Regions from separate parts of the Homo sapiens genome. Here region 1 is linked to region 2. Evidence: read pairs that join two places in POLR2A ChIA-PET (ENCODE). Cell type or tissue: OCI-LY7. All regions are shown on one strand.

Region 1 (2,500 bases), 230 kb after region 2:
AGATGGGGCCAATAACAGTACCTATTTCAAAAGACTGTGGTGAGTATTAAATAGTTTATGTCATGTAAAGAAAATCTGCTACTATTACCCTATGCAATGAAAGTGATGGACCAACTAATTTCTAATTTCACTTCCAGCTGTAAAATCTGTAATTCTCTGAATGTGTTTTACTAGGAGGAAATAGAAGTTATAATACATTCATCCCAAAGAGAAAGACACTTTAGTGCTGTTACAGTCACACTGACAAAAGTGTGCTGCTGCTAAATACGGCACAGAAGGAGTTACATTATGAGGAGATGAACAAGATAACAGTTTCTTAAAAATAAATGAACAATGAGAACTTCACATAAAGACTTGGAAGTCAACTACATACAGATCAGAACTGATAAAGTGATGATAATAATGGGAAGGAAGAAAATAAAAAGAATAGATACAGAAAGAAATTCCTAACAGTATGGTGTCAGAGACAAAAATTTCAAGAACAATGAATAGAAAGATATCAAGGAGATGAGAATAAAAATACAGATTATCAAACACAGCAAGGGGATCATCAAAATTAAAAGCAATGGGGGTAGAGGTCACACAACAGGAAAAACATTTACATAAGAGTTTTCTCAAACGTACAAAGCACCTTCACAAATCTCGAAAGTCAAAGAGGGAATGAATAGTATGAAACTGGAAGTAAAAGTTACAGATAAATTGATTCAATTATGTTTAAGAGCACAAAAAGAAAGAAGAAACGCTAGAAGAGGAAGACCTTTTTAAACAATGAAGTGAAAAGGGGGATACGGTGGAGAAAATCAAAGTCCCCAGAGTTTGTGTTACAGAGAGTGAAGTTAGTACAAATGCAGCTGAGAACTCAATATGAATAGCTCAGTTTATATGTTACCTTATAATTTTATAACAGGGGCACAGAAACCATTTTGTCCAAATCCTTATATTGTATGTAAATGTGCTTAATATACACACACATGCAGGAAAAGAATTAAAAAACAAAAACAGGCAGGTATTAAATAAGAACAGACAGACACAAAAAACTCAATTAGAAAAAAATAGTCATTGAAATAAAGAAACTCAGTAACTAAGTAAGCTCTACAGATGAGCACCTTTGAAGAGAAAATTAGTGAACTATAAAATAGTACTGATATTCTTCCCCTCAGATATCCACAGGTTTGCTACTTCACATCCTTCATGTCTTCACTTCATGGTTACCTTAGTGAAGCCTTCTTCATCCATCTTATTTAAAATTGCAAACCACTTCCTCACAACCTGTCCCCCTTCCTGTCTACTCCTATCCCTCTTTTTGTCTGCTTTTTTTTCAAACATGTATCACTATCTAACATACTAAATTATTTTACTTATCATATTTAATCAAATCTAAAACAAAACCAATTTTAAGATGCATAATTAGCTTATATACCACTAAGGCAAGAAAAGCCGTGCCAATTTAACTAGGACATGAATGACTAGGCATTTCTACATTTAAACATCTTTGAAATTAGAAGACATGTTGGAATCAGTGAAGTGTGTTATTAAATTACTGTCTGCCTCCCCAACTAGAATGCAAGCCTATAAAGGCAGATATTTTTATCAGTTTGTTTGAGGACATTTTGAACACTGCCTGGCACTCATGGTAAGTACTCAGTAAGTGTGGTTTGAATAAATGAATGAATGACTGAATAAAAGTGCCAAAGTGCTAAGAAGGGCAAATAATATTAAGATTATACCTAGAAATGCAAGAATAAAATTACAGAACATCAAGGATAAAGAGAACATAAAAGTTTCCAGACAAGCTGACTACTCACAAAGGAATGACAGTCAGATTGACAGCTGACTTCCCACGAGCAACAACAGATGCCCAAAGGTAATACAGTATTATTTTTAAAATGCTAAGAGAAAATGGCTATCAAATTAGAATTCTGTATCTTGCCAAATCATCTATTTAAAACTGAGAAAGAAAAAAAATTCAAACAGGCAAAGGCAAAGAGTGTATTACACATTGAGCCTGGTTGAAAGAGAAAGTAAAGTATATACTTACTAAGGAAGAAAGAAAAAAAAACGCAGAAGAAAGAAATAGGTTGCAGGAAACAATAATGGGCAGTGAAATACTGTATACTGATAATCCAATCAACATCTGAGTGTATAATATGTGTATATGTGTGTATATTTTGGTAATTAAAAAAAGTTGAATTGAAAATAGATTTGTGAATTATTGGGATGCCTGTCAACGCTATAAACAATTCCAATCTATTTGGAGAATCTTTACATATGTCATTCCATGATTTTAGTTTTAAACATTCGTAAGTTTTTCATTACTCACAAAATACAAAATACTTCCTCTTCCCCAAATCTACAATTACCATTAATAGTGTCATGAAGAAGTACCTGCAAAGGGCTTGGGTCATACTTGCATCTTTTACATTTGGATCCGTAGTAAGGCTCCTGATGAGAACTGTAATCATCTGAAGAGGAATATGCTGCACAAGGCTTGCCAATGCTA
Region 2 (2,500 bases):
GTTTCAAGTAGAAAAACTTTTTATTTGTCATGACTCCCTCTTTAGTAGATTGTGAAATATTCTTGGAGACTTTAAATTAAACCTTTAGGCAATGCTGACAAATGCCATAATTCTTATCCAGAGGTTTGAAGGCCTAAGAATCACTTGTGGGGAATTTTAGAAATCTAGGTGACAGGGCCCCACCGCAGGAGACTCAATAAATCAAGATCTCAGGAGCAGTGGCTTGGAAATATGCAAAAAAAAAAAAAAAGAAAAGAAAAGAAAAGAAAAAAAGAAAAAGAAAAAAAACCTAAAAACTCTCTGGTTGAATTGGTTCTCAGGAAAATGCAAATTAACACCACAAGATACCACTAACACCCAATAGAATAGCTAAAATTAAAGACTGACAACATCAAACATTGATGAGAATGTAAAGTAAACTCTCACACGCTGCTGGTAGGTAGGCAACTGGTACACTAACTTTGGAAAACTAAAGCTGTTAAACCTATTAAAGCTAAATATACGTCTGTACTGTAACACAGTTATTATACTCATGGGTGTATACACAAAAGAACTAAGTGTTTATGTTCATCAAAAGACATATAAAGAAATGTTCACTACAGCTTTGTGTTAACTAAAAATTGAAAACAACCCAAACATCAATCAACACTAGAATAGATCCACAATTTGTGATATATTCACACAATGAAATGCTACAAGGAATGAAGAACTCTTGTTACATGCTACAACATGGATGAATCTCACAGGCTTAATACTGGAAAAAATAATGGTTTCAATGGTTCCTAAGTTCAAGAATAGGCCAAACTAATCCACAGTAATAAAAGCAATTTTTAAAAAAGTTAATTTGGGTGGAGGCTTTATTGGAAAGAGGCATGAGAAAACTTTCTAGGGGAGGGGAAGAGTACCATTCTTAATCTGAGGGGCAGTTACACAGACATCTGTATCTACATGTAGATATAGATCAATACATAAAACTACATTGAACTGTATACTTAAGATCTGTGCCCTTCACAGTAGTAAGTTATACCTCAATAAAAAAGTAAATAAAAAGAAATTTTAAAAAGTCCCTAATTGAGAAAGATTGCTTTACAGGAAAGGAAGTGTATGTATATTCTTACATGTTAGTTTATATCTACTTGACTCAAGGGGAGAATATCAAACAGAGAATTGTACTTTTTTTTATTAAGCCACTATGATCTGGGCATTTTGAGAAAAGCAACTCAGAGGCAACTTTCTAATCCTGCATCTAATTAGATTAGAGACCTTTATATGAAGTTAGTGAGCTGCTTCCCAATACTTGTTTAGCAGATCTAACAGCTTCCACCTTGTGTTGCAGAAACAAAAATAAATCTGTACATTTCCAAGAAAAACAAAATTAGTTTCTACCCTCAAATCTACTAAAGAAAAGCATTCATAGGAACCACACACAGTTTAATGAGCTAGGACTTAAAAACAGATATAGCCTGCCAGCACTTTCAGTATTCAATAATAGCAGTGGTCACCTGGGGCAGCGGAAATAACATGGTAACGATATTTTGAGAGGTTCCTGGAATCAAAACACAGGTCAGATTTTTCCCTTTTCCTTTTGTTTTCAGGGGAAAATTAGTTATTCTCACAGGGACTGGGGACAGTTATTTTCTTAGACTGTGATAACCAGTCTATAGAAATGGTCTATTTCTTCTCACATCTAGTCTGAAATTAGCATAGTAAAAAAATTATCTTGTGCTGTTAGCTAATTTTCAAGCCAACAGTAGGACAGTCAGCTCTCTCAAACAGGAAGAGCAGAAGGCTTGGGACAGATCTAGATAAAAACAAAAACAACTATTATTTAGTGATTGGTGGTGACATCTATTTGGACACAAGAGAATATAAAACAGGTAGTCAAGTCAGTGGAAGAACAAAGGCATTTTGATGTTTACCTTGTCATATTAAACTGTATGAATATGATTACAAAGGATAATAGCAGTATTCTGCTATTTAGAACTTAAATGGCTGAAAAACTTTGAGAGTCTTTTTGCAGTTTCGCCATTATGGATCAAAAACCAAAATTACAGAATAAAGTATGATTTTGGCTGCTTAATACTACATAATGAAGAACTGTTCATGCTTTACAGATTTATTCCAAGAAACTCAACAAATACTTCAACACAGTATATTAAGACACTTCTAAATGTGGCTATTTGGGGAAATAACCAGGATGAAGTTGTGAAAAATCTCAATCATAGAATTTAAAAAATAAATGCAGTTGCATTTAGATATAGCTCATGACCTCAATGTAGAACGTATTGGCAGATTAAAGTCCTTAGATACTTGTTTTATCTATTAATGAACACATAAAAATGACTTGTGATTAACACAGCTGTACTTGGTAGCCAACTCACAGACTATATATAAGAAATCTGATTAATCATACTGTGAATTTTCTTACAACCCTTTCCCAACCATGGATATTGTAAAGATGAAAAGTTCACAAGTCAAGAGTTACACTCAACCTAAATAT

What was found. Peaks named below come from ENCODE experiments on the same cell type or tissue, not always from the same donor. Only the 100,000 strongest peaks of a DNase experiment are listed, where the experiment ranks them.
Region 1: POLR2A ChIA-PET joins it to region 2 with 6 read pairs; 1 of 35 experiments calls an interaction of 5 or more read pairs at or near these places.

The regions. Positions count from the first base shown.
Region 1 is chr4:143,187,847-143,190,346 of GRCh38, reverse strand. It overlaps USP38 (ubiquitin specific peptidase 38), which reads right to left. Exons shown (of 10, transcript NM_032557.6): 2 at 2,386-2,500. Among named protein-coding and RNA genes, the nearest start is that of USP38, 4.2 kb to the right of the region's middle. In OCI-LY7, no CTCF peak of the experiment used is centred here; no DNase peak of the experiment used is centred here; H3K4me3 peaks cover 2,500 bases; H3K27ac peaks cover 1,865 bases.
Region 2 is chr4:143,419,449-143,421,948 of GRCh38, reverse strand. The region is part of intron 2 of GAB1 (GRB2 associated binding protein 1); the gene reads right to left. Among named protein-coding and RNA genes, the nearest start is that of MIR3139, 77 kb to the right of the region's middle. In OCI-LY7, no CTCF peak of the experiment used is centred here; a DNase peak (open chromatin) is centred at 1,498; H3K4me3 peaks cover 2,366 bases; H3K27ac peaks cover 2,500 bases.